Regions from separate parts of the Homo sapiens genome. Here regions 1, 2 and 3 are each linked to region 4. Evidence: chromatin contacts called from ENCODE Hi-C or POLR2A ChIA-PET data. All regions are on one chromosome and are shown on one strand. Each heading gives the region's core, a stretch centred on a gene start or an enhancer-like site at or near the end of the contact. The rest is flanking DNA. Distances are from core to core; before and after follow the strand shown.

The links. Hi-C counts contacts between places; a loop is a spot of excess contacts on that map. ChIA-PET counts read pairs that join two places held with the same protein, here RNA polymerase II (POLR2A). Pooled maps may share reads with other maps.
Region 1: a loop to region 4 is called in a map of chondrocyte, with 6 times the contacts of the local background. The contact joins the promoter of LARP6 here to the promoter of TLE3 in region 4. A Hi-C loop is called at or near these places in 1 of 168 maps with a recorded cell type or tissue (chondrocyte) and 3 of 50 pooled maps. POLR2A ChIA-PET finds 5 or more read pairs at or near these places in 2 of 52 experiments (A673 and WTC11).
Region 2: a map of Caco-2 shows a loop between it and region 4 (4-fold over the local background). The contact joins the promoter of SALRNA3 here to the promoter of TLE3 in region 4. A Hi-C loop is called at or near these places in 1 of 168 maps with a recorded cell type or tissue (Caco-2) and 2 of 50 pooled maps. POLR2A ChIA-PET finds 5 or more read pairs at or near these places in 1 of 52 experiments (WTC11).
Region 3: a map of CD8-positive, alpha-beta T cell shows a loop between it and region 4 (7-fold over the local background). The contact joins the promoter of KIF23 here to the promoter of TLE3 in region 4. A Hi-C loop is called at or near these places in 4 of 168 maps with a recorded cell type or tissue (CD4-positive, alpha-beta T cell, CD8-positive, alpha-beta T cell and naive thymus-derived CD4-positive, alpha-beta T cell), 4 of 37 single-sample maps with no recorded cell type and 14 of 50 pooled maps. POLR2A ChIA-PET finds 5 or more read pairs at or near these places in 2 of 52 experiments (MCF 10A and OCI-LY7).

The regions. Positions count from the first base shown.
Region 1 is chr15:70,852,816-70,855,530 of GRCh38, forward strand. LARP6 (La ribonucleoprotein 6, translational regulator) reads right to left here and starts at 1,342. Exons shown (of 3, transcript NM_018357.4): 1 at 1,074-1,342. The coding sequence starts at 1,273. It also overlaps a transcript of LRRC49 not described here. RefSeq lists an enhancer at 731-1,232.
Region 2 is chr15:70,614,191-70,616,890 of GRCh38, forward strand. SALRNA3 (senescence associated long non-coding RNA 3) reads left to right here and starts at 1,357. Exons shown (of 1, transcript NR_126481.1): 1 at 1,357-2,377.
Region 3 is chr15:69,413,067-69,415,766 of GRCh38, forward strand. It overlaps KIF23 (kinesin family member 23), which reads left to right and starts at 1,283. Exons shown (of 24, transcript NM_001367805.3): 1 at 1,283-1,410. The coding sequence starts at 1,400. KIF23-AS1 (KIF23 and PAQR5 antisense RNA 1) reads right to left here and starts at 1,963. Exons shown (of 2, transcript NR_132971.1): 1 at 1,086-1,963. RefSeq lists silencers at 1,453-1,572, 1,603-1,682.
Region 4 is chr15:70,096,460-70,099,238 of GRCh38, forward strand. It overlaps TLE3 (TLE family member 3, transcriptional corepressor), which reads right to left and starts at 1,458. Exons shown (of 20, transcript NM_001105192.3): 1 at 316-1,458. The coding sequence starts at 339. RefSeq lists silencers at 597-716, 727-896, 2,486-2,565, 2,636-2,779 and enhancers at 1,716-2,690, 2,778-2,779.

The DNA of each region.
Region 1 (2,715 bases), core at 92-2,591, 760 kb after region 4:
TTTAACCTGGGGAAGGGTGAGCCAGTAATAGAGAATGGCTCTGGGCCCAGTATTCTTCCACCCTTGAGTTGAGTATTCTCCCAGTGAAGTAGATATACGCTTGCCAGGACAATCCTGCAGAACCTTAACAGCTAAACGCCTGGGACAGGGTCCTAGAAGAAAGAGAGCTCCTAATAAGTGCCTGTTGGCATCCACCAGAATGTGCAAGTTCTGTCATTTCCCCACTCTCATGTCTATGTCTATGTTTTATCTCCTTTCAACAGCAGGAACAAAACACCAGTCCTTAAGGGCCTGGGCATTAGTGGACAGGAGCCAAGGTGCCTGAGGACAAAGCTCGGGACCCGGGACAAGGTTAAACAAGTGCCATAGCAGCTCCAAACTACCCAAAACCCAGGAACACCCCCCCCCCGCCCCCCGCAAGGCAGCAAGATGATGCAAACATAAAGGTCTGGTGGGAAAGGCTGTGTGAAAATGGGAATCCCCCAGGGCGGAGGAAGTAAAGCAGCAAGTCCTCTATCCGTCTCAAATTACCTTGAAATCCCACCTCCTGGAATCCCCCATCAGCAAGTGTCCGCTGTACCTGGCCTGCTACCACCTAAAGACTGAGCGCAGCCAGCAGGACTGGGAAAGGCAGGGCGATGATGGCAGTGAAGGGTAAGCGGGACCACTCGCAAGGGGAGGGGAAGGCGGGTAGGGATGGACTTTGCGGCGATGGGGAGGTGGTGTCTTGAGGGAGCCCACAGAGAAGAGGCCTCCTCCAGAGGAGGGGGTGGCTTGGATGGCCCGTGAAAGTCCTCCTCCTGGATCCCTGAACATCCCCACGTCCAGGCCCCTCAGATCCCGGCCGCCAGCCCTGGGAGCCTCGGTTGGGCGACGAAGCTGCGGGCTGGGGCACCGGCTGCCTCCACGGGCCGGTTCTGACTCAGGGGCTCGGCCCGGAGCTGCTTCCCCGGCGGCGGGGCTGACTCAACCCCCTCTGCCCGAGGAGTTGTCGCGCGCAGTCAGCGCCCCGAACTCGCGCGCGGCCCGGCGCCCCCTCGGGGCCCACCTCCCGGGCCAGCCGCCGCGCCTACCTGTGCCCGCGGCTCGGCTCCTCCTCGCTCGCGCTGCCCCAGCCGGGGCTGAGGTACCGGGCCGGGTCCCCGGCGCCCCGAGTCTCCGCCCCCTCCTCCTCGTCCTCCAACTCGTCCACGTCCTCGGCCTCCTGGATGGCGACGCGGATCTGCACCGCCGTCTTGGGCCCGGGCCGAGCCTCCCCGCCGGACTGGGCCATGGCTCGCGGGACTGCGGCGCCGCCGGGGTCCTCACGCCGCAAGGCCCAGCCAGCCGGTCGGCAGCGACTGCGACGAGGGGGCGGGGGCGGTGCGAGCGCGCCTGCCGCTCGGCCCAGGGGAGGGACAGGGGTCGCGGCGCCCCGCCCCGCGCCGCCGCCGCCGCCGCCGCCGCCGCCACCACCCCGACCGCTAGTGGAGCGCCCGCGCAGGCGGGGCCTCGGAGGTGGAGGGCGGCTTTCCGGAGCTCCTCCGACGGAGGCCCGTCCCGGAAGGATCCCCGCGACCCCCGATCACTCCCTCCGTCTTTTCGCCGCTGTGGGGCCCCAGCCCGAGAGGAGGTGTCAGGGCTCCCTCCTCCTGCGCCTTCTTTCACGGCGCCGCAGGGATGGGCGCAGCACAGCTGACTTCTGTTTGTGCTTGACTCCGGGGGTGGCAGCCAGAGACCACAGCTCCAGGGGCTTCCAGGCCTCCTGCGTGTCTCCCCCACTGGCCTGCCAAGATCAGAAAATTTCCATCGTTAGTCTCCTTGACATAATAACCACCCTAGACCGCGTCTTAGGAGGTCAGGGGCTTGGCTCCTGCCTTGCCCTGTATCAGTTTTTCTCCAAGTGTGGTTCCCAGACCAGGAGCATCAGCTGCACCGGGGAACTTGTTAGAAATTGAATTCTCAGGGCTCATCCAGACCTCCTGAATCAGAATCTATGATTCAGAACTTTGTGTTTTAACAAGGCCTCTAGGTGATGCTGAAGTTCACAAAAGTTCGAAAGCCGATGGCCTATAGAGTATGCCCTGCACATAGTATGCACTCAGATGTTTGTTGAATGAATAAAGGGAGCTATTGAAATGTCAGGATGTTCTAAAACACTGCCACCTTTTCACGTGTAACTTCAAATTGAGTTCCATCTCACCTCTCCAAATGTGACCCAGAAACTAGGGACAGGAGCATAGAAATGAATAAGACCGGCCGGGCGCAGTGGCTCAAGCCTGTAATCTCAGCACTTTGGGAGGCCCAGGCGGGCGGATCACGAGGTCAAGAGATCGAGACCATCCTGGCCAACATGGTGAAACCCTGTCTTTACTAAAAAAAATACAAAAATTAGCTGGACGTGGTGGCACGTGCCTGTAATCCCAGCTACTCGGGAGGCTGAGGCAGGAGAATCACTTGAACCTGGGAAGCAGAGGTTGTGGTGAGCCGAGATTGTGCCACTGCACTCCAGCCTGGGCAACAGAGCGAGACTCCGTCTCAAAAAAAAAAAAAAGAAAAAGAAAAAAAAAGAAAGAAGGAAAGAAGAAAAAGAAATGAATAAGACCTGAATCTGCTTTCATGTAGCACTTTATTTAGAGCCTTAAACATAATTTATCATATTAATTTGCCACACTGGGACCCCAAAACAACAGAACCCTGGACCAATACATTTGTTTTGATATAGAAAGACAAGTT
Region 2 (2,700 bases), core at 107-2,606, 520 kb after region 4:
ACTAACTTGTCCATTGTCCCATCTAGTCCTCAGTCAGTGGTCCTTAAAAGTCTCTCTGCTACTTCTGTTCCACTCTCAAGCTCCTGGCAATCATTCTGTTCTTGTGACATAAGAATTGAGAAATGCTGTGAGATCTCATCTGCCTAGATGCTCCATACAACTGAAGCCATCAGTTCTCTACGATCTTGCCACCCCTTGAAGCCCTACCAGGAAACACAGACATAGGTGCCCGTATTCTCAGATCCCGCAAATCTGTCAGGGCCTCACCAGGGCTCATTCTCTTCTCCCTGGGACCCAACAACAGCTACCTGTCTGTATTAGTCATGGTTCTCCAGAGAAACAGACTCAATAGGAGATAGACAGATAGATAGATAGATAGATAGATAGATAGATAGATAGATAGATAGATAGATAGACAGATAGATAGCTAGATAGATAATAGAAAGATAGATAGATGATTTCTTCTTTTTTTGAGATGGAATCTCACTCTGTCACCAGGCTGGAGTGCAGTGGCGCCATCTCGGCTCACTGCAATCTCTGCCTCCTGGGTTCAAGTGATTCTCCTGCCTCAGCCTCCTGAGTAGCTGGGATTACAGGTGTGCACCACCACACCCAGCTAATTTTTGTATTTTTAGTAGAGACAGGGTTTCACTATGTTGGCCAGGATGGTCTCAATCTCCTGACCTCATGATCCACCCACCTCAGCCTCCCAAAGTGCTGAGATTACAAGTGTGAGCCACCGTGCCTGGCCAAGAGATTTCTTATAAAGAACTGGCTCACATTCACACAATTATGGAGGCTGAGAAGTCCACAATCAGCAGGGAGGGCTGGAGATCCAGGAGAGCTGATGTTTCAGTTCAAGTCTAGAGGCAGTCTGCTGGAGAATCTTCTCTTGCTCAGGGGAAACGGGAATTTTTGTTCTATTCAGGCCTTCAACTGCTGGGAATAAGGCCCACCAACACTATGGAGGGCAATCTGCTTTATTCAAAGTCCGTCAATTTAAATGTGAATTTCATCCAACACACCCTCACAGAGACACTCAAGATAATCTTTGACCAAGTATCTGAGCACACTGTGGCCCAGCCAAGTTGACACAAAATTAACCATCACACTCTCCTTGATGAATGCTATATCAACCAGGATCCAGTCAGGCATTCCAACACAGAAGATTTATATTTTTACAGACGTAATTCACATACCCTGAAATTCACCCATGTAAGGGAGTTTTAGTATATTCAGAATGTTGTGAAGCCATCACCACTATCTAATTCCAAAACAGTTTCATCAACCCTCACCCCCTACAAAAAAACTCATACCTGTTAGCAGTCAACAAGGGGATTTAATATAGGGAATTGGCTGGATGGATAGCAAAGGACTGAAAGGAAGAAAAGGAACACCTGTTATCATGCAAACGTAGTAACTGCAGGAAACAGCCACCACTCCTAGGACTAGAGGAACAGAGGGAAAGGGCTGGGGCTATGAGAACCCAGAATCCTGGAGGACGCCCTCACAAAACTAGGACAAAGACTTCTCAGAAAAGGGTAACGGCCTGCTGGTATCGGTACCTCAAGAAACTCGAGGAGGGGGTTCACAGAGCTGGGACCTAGATCTCTCAGGAGGGGGCATGAGCTAAATGCGGCTGCAACACAAGAGCTCAGAGGGAAGGTCTAAGTTAGGACTTGGTCTTCTTAGGAGAGGGTGCTACCTGGATGCTGCTGGTAACTGATGGGGTGAGATGGGCTGATCGTGGGAACTTAGCAAAACGAAGGAAACTGGAACCAACTCCACTGCTGGGATAACGGTGACAGGAACAGCAAGCATGGGGAAGGAACATCTCTTCTCCATCTTCCTGTTGTCTGGTCTCCTTTTAGCATCCCCTATTATCAGGACCTAACAGGCAGCAGCTGGCAACAAGGAAATTGGGTTGCAAAGTCACAGCCTCACCATTGCAGAGCTGAGCACAGAAGAGTTATTAGGAGCTGGAGACAGTAGCTTTATAACACCATGCCTCCCTACTCTCTCCATCTAACCACAGCCCAGGGAGGGAACATTCTAATCTGGAGGGTTGGATGACAACCTATCTTGCTCTTTACTCATCTTGTTAGTCCATTCTCACACTGCTATGAAGAAATACCTGAGACTGGGTAATTTATAGAGGAAAGAGGTTTAATTGACTCACAGTTCTGCATAACTGGGAAGGCCTCAGGAAACTTACAATTACAGCAGAAGGGGAAGCAAACATATCCTTCACATGGCAGCAGGAGAGAGAAGTGCTGAGCAAAAGGGGAAAAGCCCCTCGTAAAACCATCAGATCTCATGAGAACTCACTCACTGTTATGAGAACAGCATGGGGGTAACTGCCCCCGTGATTCAATTACCTCCCACCAGGTCCCTCCCACAACATGTGGGGATTATGAGAGCTACAATTCAAGATGAGACTTGGGTGGGGACACAGCCAAACCATATCACCCATGATGTTTTCTTCCAAATAATTAGTCTCTGTTGCAAGTACTTTTGTAATATATCATCTTCCTGATCTAAGAGCCTATTAGCATGATTCCTAGAGACACCTGGGAAGCTAAGCTTGGTTCTAGCCCACAGCACTGGGTTTAGCCATACATGGAGACTGGGCTGTTTGGGCATGGGGAGGCAAAGGATGATAAAAGAGGATTGTCTTTGTGCTTCAGTGGATTGAATAGA
Region 3 (2,700 bases), core at 33-2,532, 680 kb before region 4:
TGTTTCTGGCTTGCTTGGGAGAAAAGGGGTTCTAGTTTCCATGACCCGCCTTGGGGAACAGAAATTCTGGTTTCTATTATTTGCTTTAGGAGACACAGAGGGGTGGGAGACAAGAGGGCAGGAGAAAGTCAGAGACAGACTTTGCTTTTAAGGCTTCTCTGAGGCACTTTCAGTCTTCTTTAGTTCAAAGCACTCAGTGTGCCAAAGAGCCATACTCTGGGGTGTCGTTTCCTGAGCACCAACAATATTGGCCAAGGACATTGTGACTATCCTTACCAGTGCTGTGGTCCTTTAGGAAGTTGAGAAGGGGCTAGAGTTCCATGAGAGCCCAGGTGTAGATGTGTATTTGGTAGTCATCGGCTTAGGGTCAAAGACAGAAGTGATATAGAATCAGTTCATCTAAGGCAAGAGTAGGTTCAAAAGGTTGCCCCTTAAGGGTAAGGACCAAATTTTATTCATCTCCGTAAGGCCAGGATCAAACACAATCAAGATTTGATAAAACAGGCCGGGCGCAGTGGCTCACGCCTGTAATCCCAGCACTTTGGGAGGCCAAGGTAGGCAGATCACCTTAAGTCAGGAGTTCTAGACCACCCTGGCCAATATGGTGAAACCTCATCTCTACTAAAAATACAAAAATTAGCTGGGCGTGGTGGTGCGCGCCTGTAATCCCAGCTACTCGGGAGGCTGAGGCAAGAGAATTGCTTGAACCTAGGAGGTGGAGGTTGCAGTGAGCTGAAGACTGCAGTCCAGGCTGGGCGACAGAGCAACTCCACCTCAAAAAATAAAAAAGGAAAAAAAAAAGATTTGATAAAATAATGTACATATAGGACAGAGCTGGAGGGAAACCCAGGAAAGGTGAATCAGAGAGAGAAAAGACGCCAAGATAATGTGGTGACTTGGGAGCCAGAGAGACGGAGCCTGAGACTTGGAGCAGGGCACAGCACAGGAATACAACACTTTTCACCAGAACGACATTCCGACCTCTGAATCAACCCTGGAAAGGCCCTTCCATTGAACTTCTTGTGATGGAGGAAAAGAAACCCTCAGTTTCGTCATCGCAAGGCGGAAGAGTTTAAATACCATACCTCAAGATCTCCCTCCAGCCCTGACACGCGACTCCGCGGCCCTTTCAGCGTCGGTCGCCTAGGAGACAAGCGCCACTTCCGGCAGCGAAGTCACTTCCGCGGAGGTCCTGCCTCTCCCTGCGGACGGGCGCTGATTGGCCCGTTTGAAATGCGCCAGGCGGGAGCTCACCTGGGCTCTTAGCGTCGCCGCCGGCTTCGCAGAGCACCGCGCCTTAGCCGCGAAGTTCTAGTTCTTGCTGCCGGTCCTAACGTCCCGCAGTCTTCGCCAGCCAGCCGTCCCGCATGCGCGTTTGGGCGGCGTGGAGCCTGCTGCCATGAAGTCAGCGTGAGTACGAGGCCGCCGAGCAGGGAGAGAGGGCGGACGGGGGCCGAGGCCTCGGGGCTGGGGGCAGGCGTCTCCACTCAGGCCGCGGCCGTACGCGGGCAGCGCGGACAGCATCCCGCCCGGTGCTGCTGCGGCCGCGACCCCAAAGTGGGAACCTCCACGTGTGGCCGCTCCGCGGGAGCCTGGGCGCGGAGACCCCTGCCGCGTCGCCCCCCGCCGCCCCGCCTGGGCCTCCAAGGGGCCAGGAAGGGTCGGCCCGGAGCCGGGGTTGTTTTACGCCGCACCCGGTTCCCGGGGGCGGGGCAGTCCTCCTCGGGGTCCCGGGACAGCCTTTCCCTTCTCCCTCGCTGGCTGCCGCCGCCTCCAGAGTGCAGTTGGCCAACTTAGTGCGGGTCGGAGGTGGTCTCGTGTGTGGAGCAGAGCGAGTGTGCTGGGCATTGGTTAGATGGGCTCCGTTTCTGGAGAGCCCTGGCACCGGTGATCGCCGCTAGCTTTTTTTTCAGCCGAGCACCCTGTCCTTGAGGCCGAGCCCATCCGCTTACACAGGCCAGTTACTTCTGCTGTATTTTGTGGCCGCAGAGAACCTCCGCCCACATTCCTAAGCTAATATTTTCGGCGCAGCATCATTCCTGGGTAAAGAAATATTTGTCGTGCAAAGGAGAGGATTGGCTTTATTACCATTTAGGGAGTCGTTTGCAAAAGACAACTTGTTTATTAAGAGGCCGAAGTCAAAATCTTTAGATGAAAAAAATTATATATAAGAAATATACGTTGAGTTTAACTTAAGCCCACCACAAAGTATTTTGCACTGAATAACACGAATTTGCTTGTGTTTCATCTGAGAATATGTTTGGAAAAATATTTTTAAACTACAGTCGAAGCCAATAATCTTACTTAATTTTAATGTGTTAAATGTATATCTAGCCTATAGATAAATGTGAAGGGAAAAAGATGAGATGCTAGAGAAATGGTGAAATCAATCAAAATAACTTTTTGATTGCCCCTACTTAAGAAACCAAGAAATTGGCAGTTTGGGACCAGATTTTGTTTGGAGACAAAGAGTAATGTTTTGAGCATTCAATGACTGGTTGTTCCTTGAAAGTACAGGCGTAACCCTTGACGAAAGAATGGTTTCCTCCATGTGCATTTTTATAGTGTATTGAAGTTAATCGCTTGTCAGTCTGTAAAGTGTGGGCAGTTATAATTTGTAGTGCCTCTGTTAAATTGTTGCTCAAGAAAATATGCAAGCCATTTTAAGTATAGAACTAATCAGAGAATAAGTAGGTAGCT
Region 4 (2,779 bases), core at 208-2,707:
CTTTCACCAAGGGCCTCCCTCTCCCCAGTAAGGCGGGGGCGGGAGACAAGCCGGGTGAGTTGGGAGACTTCAGAGCGGGGCCGGGGACCGCGTGAACAGCTCCCCCTGGAACACAAGCAGCCCCCCGCGCCACTCGCGCGGAATTAACCTCCTCTCTCAACGGCGCCCCCCGGCCGCATCCCCCTTTGTGTGAGAGCACACACACAAACACACACACCATAAAGGTAGCAACAAGCAAAATGGAGGTGCCAGATAAACTGCCTCGTTTACCCTGCCATGATAGATGCTTAAATAAACCGAGTTGCAATTACTCACCGGATGTCTGCCCTGCGGATACATGGCAGGGAGGGGTCGTGATTCCGAGAGCGTGGAAGCGCCGAGAGCCCGGGCCGGGGAGGTGCGGGGGAGGGGGGAGCCGAGCCCGAGCGGGGGGCGGCCGGGAAACCGAGAGCTCGCCCCCGGCCCCCCCAGCTCGTTCTCGCAGCGAAATCCCAGAGTCGGGCGCCCGCCCCAAGTGGAGACAAAGAGCCGCGGAGCAGGCGGCAAAGTCGTCGGCGGGCGCCGGGGCCGGGCGGCGGGCGCGGGCTTTGTGCGCCTAGGGCTCGGCGGGCAGCGGCCGGCCGCCTTCCCTGGGCTGCGTCGAGCGCGTCAATGCCTGGGACTGCGCGGACATCGTCGGCTCCCCAGCAGGTCCGGCGCGGGGTCCCGAGGCCGGGGGCCCCTCCTGGGGCGAGCTCGGGCCCCCTCCGGGTCACTCAGCGGGTCGCGCCTGTAGGGGGGCGCGCCGGGGCAGCCCCAAGCATCCGGGGCGCGCGGGTCCGATCCTAGAGGCGTCCGGGCCTGGGGCTCGCGGCGAGAAGAGGAAGGAGGCGGGCTACGAGGTGGTGGCTTGGGGCCGCAGGAGCGCCGGAGGGTGAGGGCGGGAGCCCGGCGCGGGCGCTTCGACGCCCCCCCTCGGAGAGGAGAGCCTGCTGTTCCGTCTGCTACTGCCGCTGCCGCCGCCGCCGCCGCCGCTGCAAGCCCTTCCCAGGGCCGGGGAGGAACTCCGGGCTCAGTAGGTGCAAATCAAACGCCCTGGCATCCTAAGTCCAGCGGGCACGGGAAGCCTCCGCAAAGGGTTCTCGCTGCTCCCAGCTTGAGCACCGCGTCCCCACCGAGGAGCGCTCAGCGCCACCGCCGCTGCCGCGTCGGAGCGCACAGGCAGGAGAGCGCTGGAGGGGAGACGCAGCCCGAGACCGGGGAGCTCTACGGCTTCCTTCCTTCCCCTCGGCCCGGCTCTCCTCTCCGCGCCCCGGCAAACCCCCAAAACACACACACCCAACACACACACACGCGCGCACGCACACACACACACACCAAAAAAAAAAGTGCCCCGGACCTACGGATACCACACACAGACAGGCGAAGGGGACGAGCACGAGGTCTGAACTGCCGCGAGAGCAGTTCCAAATAGGGACTGAAAAGTAACAAAATAATGTGGCAGCTTCGTCCGGCGCTGGCCAATGGGAGCGCGGGGCCCCCACGTGGGGCTGCGGGACTCGGCCTACGACTGGGTGCCGCTGGGCGCGACGTCACAATGCCCTCTTGTGTCTAAAACTATGCATGAAAAGTAGCAATCAGGCCCTACCCGCTGGTGACTTTCGCATGGGAGTGAAAAACAGCGCTCCTCAGATCAGGAATTAACCGAAAGACATATAATAAATAGATATATATTATAGTCCTGGGCTGCTCGAGTTTTTTTCCTCCTTTTTTTTCCCACGGTCTACTAGCAAATAATTATTTAGCGGGAGGAGGAAAGAGGGAAGACAGAGGAATAACAACAAAAGAAAATAAGACAAGCTGTACAATCTTCAAAACCTGTGGCTGGTAGTAATGTATCAGTTTATTCTGCAGCGGCGGCGAACGATTCCTCCCTCTAATCTCATTAGGTCTGCAAAGCAGCCCAATTAGATACTATAAAACAAACAATCACTTTGTCACTTTAATGTTTTCACTTCAAAAGATTTAGGACTGATAAAACGGTGGCTCCTAAAGTTGCCTCCGACCTTTAAAAATTTGCTCGGAACTCAGGATGTCCCCTTTTCTTCACCCCTTCTTCTGCCCGCCTCCCCCACATTAGCCCCCAGCTCTCCTTTGTTCACTCGCCCTTCTTTTCAGAAAGCCAAATAAACAGCTCCTTTGATGTGCGGCGGCTGCCTGCGAGGAGAAGTCTGAGGGACTCTGGCTAGGCGGGCAGCGCAGATGGAAGGGCCCGGCTGCCCGTGGACAACAGGCTCAGCCACGGCTGGCCCCATTCGGGGCGCCTTCCCCGTGGGCACAACTTCACCCTCGACGCAGCCTCGCCGCGCGGGCTCCTCACTGCATCCCCAGGCTGAGGGGGTTGGGGATGGGGTCGGGACCCTGCTCGGCCGAGGCCCGGGAACTCCGAGTTCCCACCTGGTTTGCTCAGCCTGCTCCCGGCAGTGCCACGGCGTTGGCGGAAGCCTGTAGGTGTCTCGGTCGCTAGCCTGGACACTCCGAGGGACGCGGACGCTCCCCCGCTCGCTCGCCCCGGCCCCGGGCCCCCCGGACCCCCCGCTTGGTCGCACAGGCCACTCGACTCCGGGGCCAGCTTGCCCGCAAACCGATGGCCTCGCCCTCCCGCGCTCGGGGTTACGGCGGGGCAGACGAGCAAGCAGGGAGTGGACCTCAAAGCGCGCACCGCCCGGTGGACGGCCAAGGCGGGACCCCCGGGGCCCTCCCCGGCAAGTCCGCGAGCCCGCGCGCGAGCCGGCCGCGC